Linked DNA regions of Homo sapiens: all the other regions are linked to region 1. A link is a contact called in ENCODE Hi-C or POLR2A ChIA-PET data. All regions are on one chromosome and are shown on one strand. Each heading gives the region's core, a stretch centred on a gene start or an enhancer-like site at or near the end of the contact. The rest is flanking DNA. Distances are from core to core; before and after follow the strand shown. Region 1 has its middle 110 kb from the start of MIR4305. Region 2 overlaps FOXO1 (forkhead box O1). Region 3 overlaps FOXO1 (forkhead box O1).

Region 1 (4,836 bases), core at 930-3,429:
TGACTTTCACTAGCCTTTGACCTTACTATACATCCTGGGTTTTGGTTTCCTCATCACTAAAACTGAGGGGGGTTGTACAGAAGGCTCCCTGCTCCCATTCACCCCTCACATCCTGTGACCTTGCTTGAGTGGCTCACAAAGCCCTAATAATGTAGTTCTTTTTCATGTAGTTTTACATTTTAATACAATACCGAAACAAATTAAAGCATCTGGAATCCAGCTACAGTAAAAGCTGGAAATATCCTAAAATAATCTTTCAGAGATACATCTGAAATTTTTTTTTTTTTTTTGAGACGGAGTTTTGCTCTTGTTGCCTAGGCTGGAGTGCAATGGTGCGATCTCGGCTCACTGCGACCTCTGCCTCCCAGGTTCAAGTGATTCTCCTACCTCAGCCTCCCAAGTAGCTGGGATTACAGGCATGTGCCACCACGCCTGGCTAATTTCATATTTTTAATAGAGATGGGGTTTCTCCATGTTGGTCAGTCTGGTCTCGAACTCCCCACCTCAGGTGATCCACCCGCCTTGGTCTCCCAAAGTGCTGGGATTACAGCTGTGAGCCACTGCACCCGGTCGAAAGTTTTGTTTTAGGCAAACTTCTGATCAGCAAAAAGCTGGAAAAACGTAACTATATTTTAAAAGATAAAGAAAACAACTACAAAAGAATAGTAGTATCAGCACTTTCCTTCCAGTGTTTGGCTTTGTTTCTAGGAACTCTGAGGTGAAAAAAAAGAGGCAGAGGAGGGAGGAGGAGTAGGCAGAAGGGGAGCAAGAGGATACAACTTGTGTGCTATGTGTGGTTGTTATTTTAAGGAAGTTTATTCTGACCAATTTTATCCAAAGAATAAATCAACAAACACCCAGAAGCAATCTGCCCTAAGTTTTTTATTTCCAATATAGACCTAATCAGAATAATCAGGTTTTGTCAAAAAAGTTTCCAGTAAAATAGCTGTCTCTGTCTTCTCCATTGTTATTGTTAGATATTAGCCCTTCTGATCTTGCACAGTCCCCTTGCCTGGTAACGTTAACTAAGTAAATATTAATACTGTACACTTTTCCTTTGGAAAATGAAGGAGAACAAATGGGAAAAGATGTAACAAATGTTCTGCAGCCCTGTTATAAATATTTTATGAATGAATCAGAGAAATTGAAGATGAAAAAAGCCCACTAATTCAGCCAGTACCCTGATGTCTACTGCTGTATTCTTTCAAGCGGTTTGTCTGGTCTGGTCTTTAGTGACTCAGGTTATAGGGAATTTACCACTTCTGTCGAAGCTGCTTTTGTAGTGGGGACTATCTAGCTGCTAGGAAAGTTTGTCAAATTCCCCTTGCTTTTGTTTAGTTTTCTCATTAGTCTCATTTGATTTTGTTTATTTAATTGCTTATTTTTAGTGTCTTTAGATTCTTAATTGATTTCTACGTGTCTTTTCTATTGCTTTCTTTTTTGTTCATTCAGCTTTTCTCTCTTTAGTTGTTACCAGGAAGAAACCAAAACAGCTTTTTGGCTTGTAGATAGGTGAGAAGTAACAATTGGTTCCATCACCAAATTAACAACAACACTTGCTACATCAAGTGTTAGGCTAACTACTTTGCATACATTATCTAATTTATTAAGCACCTTCTTTTTGCCAGACACTGAGAAGGCAAGGTTAAATATGACCCTGCCACTGTTGGCAGGGCCTTATAATGTAGTAGGGGAGATAAGCATTCAAATAGATAGTGTCAACACAGCATATTCAGTGTGTGGGGCTATTTTCAGAGTCATCCTGGAGCACAGAGGGGGGTGTCCACTCCAGCAGTGAAGAGCAAGGAACGAGGGCAGAGGTCAGGTGGCATGGGAGAGAGATACCCCAGGTGAGTTGACCCATAACCTGATTCCTGTAAGAATAAGAGTTAACTAGGTTAGAAGGGGGTGTGGAGCTGGAGAGGATAGCTACTTGGGAAACTACATAAAGTTTAATGTTATTAGGTTGAAAAATGTGAGAGTTGTTGGAAGATGAGGTAGGCCAGGAGAAGAAACCGGCCAGGTTTGTATTACTTGGTGGAAAACTTGAACTTTGCTTTGGATTTTAAGAACAGAAATAAGGCTGCCATGTGAAGAACACACAGGAGGGGCAGCAGAGAGACTGGCATCTTTCCTGGTGAGGGATCACCAGTGTTGCAATCGCAGAGTCAGGTTAGCTCTTCTTGGTTGGAGTATCTTTAAGGCCATCTGGTCTGACTCTAAATGACTAGGAAATTACTCATCATGTGCCTTCTAACTCTCTGAGTAGTTATTTCCATTTCCTTGATACTGAAAAAAGGGTAGTAGGGAATGTATGTTTGCTGCGGCCAGTGGGGTTATGTCAAATAATGGTTACTTACTGACAGCAGTCTAACAGTTTCTGGGAAGACTAATGTGCTCCTAACTGCATATGTGGGAGAGAAACAAGAACTACCCATTTACTGAATATCCACTCTGTGCAAAGCCCAGTGCCATGGGCATTAACATTCATGGTATCAGCAAGGTGGCAGCAAAGAGTCAATCTTCTGAGAGTTAAGCAGTCCTAATCAACACATTATAGGAAATAACTATGTGCAGAAGTTATCCTGTCTAAGAGATGAGTTACTTATATTTTCCTCCCAGCCTAAAAGGAATAGTTTATAAAAAATAGTTAATACTTGAGGTTGATAGATTTAATACATATCCAATTTGGGTAAAGTGACTATGGTGTATTCTCAGGACAGGAAGGACCCTAAAGGATGCTATAATCTGACTAATTATAATTGTAACAGGCTTCTCTGAAGTAATGTGTAATGGAAAGGTAGTGTCTGCCTAGAGCCTAGAAAAGGCAGCATAGGGCAAAAGGCCTTGACCAGCATTAATTCATAACAACCAATGAAAGAAGGGACTATGTAGCTCATGTGCATTATTGATTTCTAAGTGTCTAAAAACACATCAGAATTTGCTGCAGCTTAGATAAAACATTTACTGAACATGTATTGCCAGAATGTGAGCTTATTGATAATCTCCTTAGTATCAGGAGAGGATATAGCAGTAACGTGTAGATTCTGCCTTCAGACCCCCCTGGATTGGTATCTTGACTTTGCCACTTAGAAGCTGTATTAGTTATCTGTGAAAACAGAACAAATTATTCAAACTTAGTTATTTAAAACAATATTATTTCACAGTTTCTCTAAGTCAGAGATTCAGAAGTGGCATAGTTGGGCAGTTTTGCCTCAGGGGCTATCATGGTTGTTGTCATCTGAAGGCTTGACTGGGGCAGGAGGGGAGCCACTGCCAGGGTGGCTTATCCACATGGCTGACACGTTGGTCTGGTTTTGGTCCTCCCCTTGTGGGCCTCCACACAGGCTGCCTGAGAGTCTTCACCACATGATGCCTGGCTTCCTTGAAAGTGAGAAATCCATGAGAATGCCAGGTAGAAGGAGTAGTGTCTTACATCCTAGCCTAAGAAGCATATGCCCTCACTTCCACCATATGCTTTTTATTAGAATTGAGTCTCTAAGTCTGGTTCAAATCAAGGGAGAAGGAAAATTATACTCCACTTTTTGAAGAGAGGAGTGTCAAAAAATTTGCATGCTACTGTAAACTGTCACACTGCGTGACCTTGAGCAATCTATTTAAAAGCTTTATGCTCCAATTTTTTCACCAGTAAAATAGAAATGACATTAGTATCTGCTTTATAGAGTTGTAAGGATAAAATAAATCAATGTAAAGAGCTTAAAACAGTGCAGGGTGTATGGTAAGTGCTTTCAGTAAGATTAGCAATGATGCTGATTACTAATTCTATTCTAAGTCTGTTTGACCTGTGATAGAGCTAATCCAGAGACAAGAACAAAAGATGCTGGCATCAGTCACGTGTGTCTCTTAAATCGATCATTCCTATAAGCAACGGTGTTATCTCCACATCATCCTATTGGGCTTTGCAGAACCTGGATACTGTTTTGCCTAGGCTGCAGATCCAGGACAGGCAGCATGCATTCTTCTGTGTCACAAAGCCTTGTTTTTCTTTTCTCATCAGAGGAAGTGGTCTGGAAAAGTGCCAGCCAGGCTATGTGACTTCTCAGGTTCAACATCATGGAGATGAGAAAGACCAAATGGCACCCAGGGTCCTGCTGAAATCAGAGGCATAAATCTCAGCTGCAGGCATGAGGAGCAATTCAGGAACCCTTGAATAGATCCTTTCAGATTCTTAACGTGGCTTCATTGAACGAAGACCTCTCCAGGGTTCTGTCCTAAAGTCACCTCAGAAAGCTGTGTCTCTGACATCACAGGAAGGGGACCCAGGGCCAGAAATCACTTCAGCATCATTCACCTCAATTTCACCTCTGAGAATTGAGGTATCATGAACAAACGTTACAAGAATGCTCAAGAATCTGGCTACCAAATAGTCCATAGAGATATTATCCTAGATTAAATAAAATTAAGAAACATTTATTAGGCACCTACTCTAGGCAAGTCACAGTATTTCTTAAATTGGAAGAAACTTGCTGATGGATGAAGAATGAATAGAATTTTAACCCATGCAGGACTTAAAGAAAATAATTGCTATCTGCTCCAGTCAAAGTCCACAGTGACATTCCAAGAACATGTGTCAGGAAATTGACTGAGAAAAGAGTTTTGAATTTTTGACTTACAAATGCATTGAGTTCGAACTAGAAACCAAAATCTACTTTTTTGCCTACTTTTCTCAAGTACAGCCGTCACACCAACAAGCTTGCTTTCAAAAAGGGAAAAGAAGATGTTTGATAGGATCAGAATATCCCAACTCCTGATATCTGACCAAATTAAATTTAAATGTTCAGAACTTTGCTTTTGAATATATAAAGCAACATGATG
Region 2 (4,836 bases), core at 989-3,488, 840 kb after region 1:
AAAATGAGTGAGCAATATATTCTCAGAACAATGAGTTTTGTTCTACCCTGTTACATAAACAAGTTCTATGTGACCTCACGGCTTTTAGATATGATTTATGACACCATGTCAGAATGCAATCTTATTTGTTACCCAAAACTGTGCTAGAGTGCTACCCCTATGGTGGGTTCAGACATTATTTAAAACAAACAAACAAATAAACAAACTTAAGACAGCACCACTGTAACCAATACAAGGTTACTAGGTACACACAGTGTGTATTTCAGGATATGACCAATAAATTTAGAATCATATATAAGGTCCTCAGTGTGTAATACAAATTTGAAGATAAAAATATTCATCGCTTCTGCTGATTTCGTACATTAAAACAGTTACGCCATAATTCTATCCCATCTCCTTGAAACAGTGATGCAGAGGGGAACCCTGCTAGAGGGGTTCACGTGGACTTAAATGCCCATTCCCTCCTCACCTGACTCTTCTTGTGCCCCTAAACATGGATGGCATGATAGGGAAAGAACACATCTAAAACACACGGAAGCTGTGTTTGGGAGAGAGGACGGTGCTCAGCACTCTCTCACGAGCCCTGTTATTTCCCTCCTCCCATCACAGCTACAGTACTGTCAACAGTAAAATGTAAAAACCCTAAAACCTAGGCTGGGCACAGTGGCTCACGCCTGTAAATCCCAGCACAGTGGGAGGCCAAGTTGAGTGGATCACTTGAGCCCAGGAGTTCAAAACTACCCTGGGCAACATGGCAAAACCCCGTCTCTACTGAAAATACAAAAAATGAGCCATGTGTGGTGGTGCATGCCTTTAGTCTCAGCCACTGAGGAGGCTGAGGTGGGAGGTTTGTTTGAGCCCAGGAGGCGGGGGTTGAGCCAAGATCACGCCACTGCACTCCAGCGTGGGAGACACAGTGAGACCCTGTCTCAATAAATAAATAAACAAACAAATAAAAATAAAAATAAAAACTCTACTAGAGGGCTAGGTTTTGCCCTGCCTTTTTACAGGCCTACTGAAAACAAGGTCAGTAGACTGAAAGGGCCAGCAGAAAACACAATGACTCAAGGGTTACAGTTATCCATCTTCCATTTATCAGCTGTCATGCCATAGAGACCTTGGATCTCCCCAACAAAATCCAGGCTTCCCCACCTCTCCTACAGGGTTCTAGAAAGCTCAAATGGACAGAGCACAGCAGGCAGACAGTATATCACAGACACAGCTACGAAGATAAAGTGCCATGTATGATGGCAAAAATGTTACAGGGTCTCCATGAAATTATCAGGATGACACCTCAGGTTTTTAACCTAAGAAAACAGAAGAGACTTGTGTGTGTGTTACACATATGTACGTATACACACACGTGCGTTCGCAAGCATGCCTAAGGAGATTTCTTTCAAAAAGAAGGCTGGCCCAACAATTTCAGTGGCCAAGAAATTTTATCATCCCAGGCACAACATTTCTTGTTTGCTTGATGTCAATTCCATGTACAGTAGTCCTTCCCTGAGCTTTCACTTTCCACCTTTTTGAGTTACCTGCAGTACAACACAGTAAGATATTTTGAGAGAGAGAGAAACCACATTCATCTATCTTTTATTACATTATACTGTTATTATTGGTCTGTTTTATTATTAGTTATTGTTGTTAATCTCTTACTCTGCCTAATGTATAACTATCATAGGTATGTAGGTATAGGGAAAAACGTAGTATACACAGGGTCTGATACTATCCAGTTTCAGGCACTCACTGTGGGTCCTGGAACTATCTCCCTCCTATAAAGGAGGACTACTGTGTATCGGTTTATCTACAATTTTAATGGCAACGTTTTAAAAGAGGAATGACCCACAAACTCCACTTTCCCTGCCCTCGTATTCCTTTCACCAGCAAGACAGAGGTGAAGAATTAAACTTTAATCAGCCACAATTTGAAGAAGGCTGTAAGATGATCTCCAGTATTTGAACCTTGAAATCTGGGTAAAAAAGAACACCTCATGCCTGTAAACCCCATCTCTCCATCAGGATTATCACTTGGTCAATAAGAGATAGCAAAGTCAAAAGTGTCCTCTTTTTGGAGGTGGTGTGTGTGTTGGAGGGCAGGGTCTCTGTAAGAACAGCTATAAGTAAAAGAGATATGGTGAAAGGTCACTAGTCTGTCATCTCTCTCTTCCTGAGGCACATAAGGATGTGACATAGTTACATGTGGTTTGCAAGAGGGCTCCTCCCTTTACAATCTGCTTCTCCGACACCCCTAATCTAATCAATTTTTATTTTCAGTTTGGTGTTTAAAAAAAAAAAAGTTACCACACAGAAAGGACTTTAAGTCTGAAATGTTAATCACATCAAAGTCTGGAACTTCAAAGTTGCAGTTCCCACACCAAGAGCAGCTCCGGTCCCCATCTGCAGTTTGAGTGTTAATCTAGATGGTAGTTTCTCTGATTTAAGACCTTGTTTTATGTGTACAGGGAGTGTGGCCAAGTCACAGGCACTACGAATTTGAATTTCCTGACTCTCACTTGGTTTAGTGGATGATTACGGCGTCAGCATGTGCATTTGAAACAGGTCCCCAAAGAGGAAGCACATTCAGGTCACTTGAACAAACACAAGCGTGAGCCACACCAGAGCCCTCCAGCTGACTGCCTAGCAGCAGTTACACGGTCTCCCATCAGGACCCTGTGACCAGAACTACCAGGCAGCTTTCATGGAACTGAAGTTGGATCCTCACGGCTGGTACCATTAAATGGCTTGTTTTTCTAAGAACCTGTGAAGAGCTTTAACAGACAGAAGAAAGTAAATCAGACCTCTCCTTAAAAAGAAAAAATAAAGGGTGAAAAAACTAGCACTCAACCCGGTATTTTAACTACTGGCAGTTGCCTTTCTTCTACCATGCAACACAGTGGTTTCCAAAGGTATTTTCCAGAAGTTCTGGTTCCTGATTTCAGTGGCTACTCTATTTCAGGAATAAGGACAAAACTCAATACAGAGACAAATGTTGGAAAAGTCCCAGGGAACTAACCTGGCACCAGCAGTTCTGTGCAAGTCCACCCGGCCAGGCCAGGATGCATCTAAAAGCCAAACAGTTTGCTGTGTGCTTGCTTCTCATCGTCTTCGTCTCCTCTAGCAGCTGGAAATTTTAAAGCTAGATATGTTTAACCACCAGGAAACATGCTGACCATGAGCTCAGTCCTCTTCAGAAAGTCAAGAGCACTGCAGGGAATAGGACCTCTTTTCAAAGTGTGATTCTGCAACACAATGGCACCATATTTAATTCATCTGAACATTCTACTTAGCAAGAGGGACCTACAGGACTCAAGGTCACTGGAGTTGCAAGCAGCCTGAAAACATGGTCAATGACGTTTCATTTTGTAAAGAGGAAAACTAAGGAACTGAGGGGACAGCAAATCTTCACGTAGAAGATTTTGTTACTGAGAACAACGCCAGCAACTTTCTCACAGTGCACAGTGGAAGATCTCTTGGCCCTGCAGAGAAGAAAGCACAAGGATAGTGATGCTCCCCTTATCTGGTGGCCAGCCTTCCAACCCCTCGGCCTCTGAAACACTTAGACTATTTAAACAAATGTGAACCAGAAAGTCAGGGCTAAAAGAAAACAATGAAAGCCAAGTGCTAATCCACAGAACTACAGAGCACAGAGATCCTCTCAAATCCTCATCCAGGGCCCGCTGGATTTAAACTGTGTATAAAATAAGGCCAGTTACTTAACACACTTTGTTATAAAGTTTCTCCTGAAAGGCTCATCCCTTCCTATCTTGAAAACCATGCTGAAGTAGCTAGGAGGCAAATCAATGTACACAGTAAGAGGAAGTCTTTGCCAAGCTCCAGAAGACATGGCATAGGTGGGTATGCAAAAAACCCGAAGTTCCCAATGATCACTCCCATCACTCCAGTAAGGCAGAAAAGCACACAGTGAATGCAGAGGTAGATAAAATGCACATTCATGCAGCAAACAACCGCTGAGCACCTACCACCGTGTGGGTTCAAGATAATGAACAAAACAGAGGATGCTTGTCCTTGTGGAGCCTCTGCTCTATGGTGGGGGAGATGGACAAGAATACACACTGGGGGTAGGTGGCAACAAGTGCTATGAGAAATAAAGCAGAGGGGGCCAGACGCAGTGGCTCACGCCTGTAACCCTAGCACTCTGGGAGGCCGAGGCAGGCGGATCACCTGAGGTCAGGAGTTGGAGACCAGACTGGCCAACATGGTGAAACCCCATCTCTACTAAAAATACAATTTAACCGGGCATGGGGGTGCGCGCCTATAATCCCAGCTACTTGGGAAGCTGAGGCAGAACTGCTTGAACCCAGGAGGTGGAGGTTGCAGTGAGCCAAGATCGCACCACTGCACTCTGGGTGACAGAGTGAGACTCCATCTCAAATACATACATACATACATACATACATACATACATACATACATACATACAGCAGAAGGGATGGTGCATGGCATATACCGGGCATGTGAGGAGGCTGTGATTATCAACAATGAGGTCAAGGAAGACTGCTTTGAAAAGGTGACATCTGAGTGAGCGAGGTGAGGTGAAGGAAGTAGCCAGACAGACATCTGGGGAAGAGTGTTCCAAAGAGAGGCAAGGGATGGTGCCAAAGCCCCGAGGCAGAAGGATGCATGGCGTGAAAGGAGGCCAAGTGACCAGAGAGACATGAAAGAGAGGAAAATGACGTCAGGAGGGCTCGGCTGTAATAAAGAGCCTTGCAGTCTGCTGCGAGAACCTCAGCTTTCATGCTGAGGGAGGTAGGCAGCCAGGGCAAGTTTGGAGCAGAGGATCCGTCTGGCCTTGCTGAGTACAGGCTGCAAGAGAAGA
Region 3 (4,836 bases), core at 727-3,226, 810 kb after region 1:
TTCAGTGTTCACAGTAGCCTCTCCCCACCTTTTAAAAGGGCCAGAGGGTTGATGGTGGTAATGGGTCTCTGCCTCTGTGCCACCCTAGGTTGACTTCCAGGGGTAAACTTTAAGGCCTTTCATGTGAAAGAGAGTCAATGCACTAACATTTTCGGGCTAGAACGGCACTTTTCAAATTGCATAACACAGAGTACAGAGCACTACTGCATTATGCTCCATATCCTCACATCTGCTATGGTGCGGGAGGAAGCCCAGGATAGAAAGGATTCAATTCAATTAACAGAACCTTGGGAGTTCAGGCAAGCAGAATCCTACATTTAAATAAATGCCCATTTAACCCTAAAGAAACTGAGTAGAGGAGGATTAGGGAGTGCTCATCTTCCACCTTTCCTCTCCAACAATCAAGGTGTTCCTTGCTCAGGCTCTACTTACAATTCCCTGAACTGCACAGTCAGGAAGTTTGAGTGTATCTGCACAAGACTTCTCTAGCTTCATTACCAAACCTTGAGTCACCTGAATCCGAACAGGCCAACTGATGTTTTAAGTGGAACAAAATTCCCTGCCTACCTTTTCTTTTTCCATTTATTGGGCTAAAAAGGTAGTGAAAATGTGGGCGGTTAAACCCTCCATAACCATCACTAACAGAAGCAAACAAATGTTCACAGAATCCCAAAGTCCAGGAACAAATTATATTTAAGTTTTCACCCTTAAACTGAGTTTAAGATTTTGGGGGGGACATTTACTCCAAGCCAAAAAGTTATCCTAAGAAGACCCCTCACTTACAGGGGCTGGGAAGCACTATGATTATTTTCCTGTTATCCATCTAATCTCAACCCACCCCGGCAGAGGCCCCAGCCTAATGAACAACCCTCAACCAAATCTTCCTGAAAGAATTCAGAATGAGCAACTATGGAGGTCTCCTTGGTAGAATAAAGGGCCTGTCCCTCATAAAGACAACATAAAAAGAGTCAAGGACACAAGTGATTTAAAAGTGTCACTGATTGACCAGGAGTGATGACTCACTCCTGTAATCCCAGCACTTTGGGAGGCCGAGGTGGGCAGATTGCTGGAAGTCAGGAGTTCAAGACCAGCCTGGCCAACATGGTAAAACCCCATCTCTATTAAAAATGCAAAAATTAGCCAGGCATAGTGGTGCATGCCTGTAATCCCGGCTACTTTGGAGGCTGAGGCACAAGAATCACTTGAATCCAGCAGGCAGAGGTTGCAGTGAGCCTGAGATCGAACGACTGCATTCCAGCCTGGGCGACAGAGCGAGACTCTGTCTAAAAAAAAATAAATAAGTAAATAAATGAAAGTGTCACTGATGCCAACTGTCCATAAGACAGTCAAGGCAGACCATCAAGAAATGGCTGCAAGAATATTCTACATTCAAAGACATCTCAAAAGTAACTATCTATTCACATAAACAGTTTAATACAACTCAATCCAATTCTTGCCAATTCTAAACAAGAAAAGACTGGCATAAAATATAAATCTTCTCCCCAATCAAGGCCAACAATGAAATTAAAGAAAAAAAACTCTCACATGAGTACAGTCTGTATTATTTATAGAAACAACTTTCATATCCATTTCAAGTTACTTAAATTCAAAACTTGCTAATAATAGAAACAGTATGTAAGTGTCACTAAAACCGGAAACTGCTGCAAAATAACAGAATATTTCAGAGTCAAATTCAAGGATCTGTGTTGTAAAATATTTCGTCTTTGTTACTCTATCAGCATTTAATTTATAAAAAGTGAACATGTTCTACTTTGGTTAATTAACCACTAACATAAGTCAAATAATGAATGCTGCTGCCTCCTAAATTAATCAGAATAGATTAACAGAATCCTTTGAGCTTATTGTTTCAGAACAAATTTCAAAGCCACCACAGTAACTTTCTGGAAGTTAAGAAAGAGGAAATGTGCTTCTCATGTCAACAGCAGAGCAGTTTTCAGGAGTCCCATTGTTTCAGTGCAGGGAGCTCAGCTGTCCTGGACTGTCCTGAGTCAAGACAGGAAGAGCTGTCAGACTTCTGGGGCTGATCACTCAAGCATGACTGGACAAGACCAGAAGCAGCAGATGTTTAAAGGGTGATGGGAAACAACTATGCAAAGAAGGAAACACTAGTAACTTGAAGAGTTACCAAAGCCTCACTCTGTTGACATAATTTGCAATCAATAAATACGTTTTAATAAAAGTCTGCAAGTTTGTACGATGGGAGCCTCTCTCTCCCTGCTGCTGTGGCCCCTACCCAACTCCTCCCAATAACAGCAGTACTATTTTACAACCCCTAGAGCAGGTCTTAAAATGTAAGAGAGATTTTAAAACCATCATTTCTGTCCAAGAATGACTATTCTGGCATAGTGACGCAAAGAAAAGCCATTCAGATAAACAAGAAACCTATTCTCCAAGAACAAGGAATTGGATTAGACTAGTAATATCTAATAACATCTAAGCCCAATGATGCAAACAAAACAACACAACAGGAATGTGTACTATACTATGGGCCAAATGCCGCAAACAGAAACCTTCTCCTTGCTAAGACTCTTCGGTCTCTTCTTACATAAAGACTCCAGGCAATTACTGTCCCCAAAATAGCTTTCTTTCCAAAATGACCATTAACCAAATGCCCCTCTTGCGGAGTTACAGAAGAGGATAGATGTCAAGTGTTCCATCAAGTGGAACAAGAACTAAAATATGGAACCTTGAAACCACAACTGCTGATATACCAAGGATGAATCCCAATAAACCAGAAAACTCACTCAAAAGTTTAGTTTTCCATCTCCACAGCATGGGTTATCCCAGCAGTCTCAAAGGCTCACACCTGTTTCACTGGCTCAGCTTTGCCGTCAACGGGAGATGTGGAGATATGCTGCAATATCGTTCCAGTTTCAATAACATACCACGCTGGACTAATGCCTTCTGTGTGGCTTTTTTTTTCTTTTTTAAGAATATCAAAATGCTAGGGGCTTGAGAGAGATTTAAACATTTCACCTGGTACAAGTAGCATTAGGACTTTCAAAAATACCAAATTGTTCACATCACAATGTTTCACTTAACGCTACACTTTACGAGCTGGCCATCAAAATCCTCTTCTACTTCATACCTACTCTCCTCATTTATCACTTTCTGGTTTCTAAGGTACTAAAGTATTGAAAAAGAAAAACACAATGCTCAGGTTCTGGAAGGCCTCTCGGAGGATGGGGCCTGGGGACAGATGGAGGACCCCTTTATACCAAAGGCAAGAGGACTAGCAGTCCCAAGTGGAGAGGGAGGACTGCTTCAGAGTTCAACAGAGGTCCATCGTTTCTGATCTGCAAATCAGCTCAGAAATAAAAGAGACTCTTCCTGCCAAAAAAAATACAAAGCAAGAAGGGGAGCAATGAGAAATCCAACAGGGTCAAACACCTTGAAAGGGGGCAAGCTGTAGCTTGCTGCTACTGCTAGGAGGGCAGCAGTGTTGAGTTTCCTAGCCGGGTGGCTCCCACGTTCTGGACACGGCACCATGAGGAGGTCTAGGCAGAAAGTAGCTCATAGGGAAGAGGCAAGGCTCACAAAGAGAAGGATCATCAGCAGTGCACTTCAGTCAAAGTTGGTGCAATTGAATTTTGAGCAGCTGAAGGTCCAGAGACCTCCAGGAATGGAGAAGTACAAAGCAGCCAGAGGCCCAGAACAGGAAACCTGGTGCCATACTTACTGGGCAGGCCAGCCAGGTAGGGCGCCCAAGAGGGATGATGGAAAGGACAGACAGCAGAGTGGAGACTAGCAGATGATACATTCTGGGTGGCTATAAATAAGAACGCTTTAGACCATAAAGGCCAATTGTTTTATAATTTTACTAGTCTTGTTACTTTCATAAAACTATAGCAAAAACTACTAAAAATATATATATTTTTTGAGACAGAGTCTCACTCTATCGCCCAGGCTAGAGTGAGGTGGCTCGATCTTGGCTCACTGCAACCTCCACCTCCCAGGTCCAAGCAATTCTCATACCTCAGCCTCCTGAGTAGCTGAGATATTTTTACAGCTGTGTGCCACCACGCCAGGCTAATTTTTGCATTCTTAGTAGAGACAGGGTCTCATGATGTTGGTCAGGCTGGTCTCGAGTTCCGGGCCTCAAGTGATCCACCCGCCTTGACCTCCCAAAGTGCTGAGATTACAGACGTGAGCCACCGCACTCAGCCCTATTAGAAATTTTTTGTTTCTACAGCTCCATAAGTAAATTAGAGCTCTGCCAGTAGATTAAATGAAATAAATCACTACACTTGAATTCTCACAAACTGTGACATCTGTATCCTCACCCATCAACACAACCTGTATATTACCTATGCATTACTCTTCCAAACTGGGTAAACCAGAATGTGCAATCCCCATCTTATTCAATCTTCATGCTACTCTGATCTCCAATCTCCAGCACTCCGCTTACTAAATTCCAGACAAACTAATTGAGGACCTGTATCCTGATCATGATTTAAAAAAAACAACTTCATCAAAACTCAGGACAGAGAAAGTTGCTCTCAGCTCACTGTACAATTTGTTTTGTGAACTAGACCTGCAATATCTTTGAAGGAGTTACCTTAAATTATTAAAAGCAAAAGACCCATCTATATCTCAAAGTTCCAGAACAAAGCTTTTCACTTTCTGAATAGCAGCGAAGCAGAAAAGACAACTTAAACCAGAAGGGTGCCCTGATTACTACATTCCTCCCAAACATGTTCTGAATATCTCCAATTCTCCTCTCCTGCCTCTTGGAGGAACACAACCAGAACTACAGCATCAGGTTAACCTTGTCTTGAATGTAAGCTCCTGAAGATCTAAATATTTTGTCTCACA

The links. Hi-C counts contacts between places; a loop is a spot of excess contacts on that map. ChIA-PET counts read pairs that join two places held with the same protein, here RNA polymerase II (POLR2A). Pooled maps may share reads with other maps.
Region 2: a loop to region 1 is called in a map of cardiac septum, with 3 times the contacts of the local background. The contact joins two enhancer-like sites. A Hi-C loop is called at or near these places in 1 of 168 maps with a recorded cell type or tissue (cardiac septum) and 4 of 50 pooled maps. POLR2A ChIA-PET finds 5 or more read pairs at or near these places in 1 of 52 experiments (WTC11).
Region 3: a loop to region 1 is called in a map of endothelial cell of umbilical vein, with 3 times the contacts of the local background. The contact joins two enhancer-like sites. A Hi-C loop is called at or near these places in 3 of 168 maps with a recorded cell type or tissue (CD8-positive, alpha-beta T cell, endothelial cell of umbilical vein and naive thymus-derived CD4-positive, alpha-beta T cell), 1 of 37 single-sample maps with no recorded cell type and 7 of 50 pooled maps.

What each region holds. Positions count from the first base shown.
Region 1 is chr13:39,775,497-39,780,332 of GRCh38, forward strand. It overlaps a transcript of COG6 not described here. Among named protein-coding and RNA genes, the nearest start is that of MIR4305, 110 kb to the left of the region's middle. Within about 2 kb of position 2,180, at least 2 of the 41 ENCODE cell types and tissues checked have a DNase peak (open chromatin) inside an H3K27ac peak, as active enhancers do; they include endothelial cell of umbilical vein, where a contact is called at or near this core.
Region 2 is chr13:40,611,138-40,615,973 of GRCh38, forward strand. All of the region lies in intron 1 of FOXO1 (forkhead box O1), which reads right to left. Among named protein-coding and RNA genes, the nearest start is that of FOXO1, 53 kb to the right of the region's middle. RefSeq lists an enhancer at 2,159-2,208. Within about 2 kb of position 2,239, at least 26 of the 41 ENCODE cell types and tissues checked have a DNase peak (open chromatin) inside an H3K27ac peak, as active enhancers do.
Region 3 is chr13:40,587,820-40,592,655 of GRCh38, forward strand. All of the region lies in intron 1 of FOXO1 (forkhead box O1), which reads right to left. Among named protein-coding and RNA genes, the nearest start is that of FOXO1, 76 kb to the right of the region's middle. RefSeq lists enhancers at 1,890-1,949, 1,960-2,199. Within about 2 kb of position 1,977, at least 20 of the 41 ENCODE cell types and tissues checked have a DNase peak (open chromatin) inside an H3K27ac peak, as active enhancers do; they include endothelial cell of umbilical vein, where a contact is called at or near this core.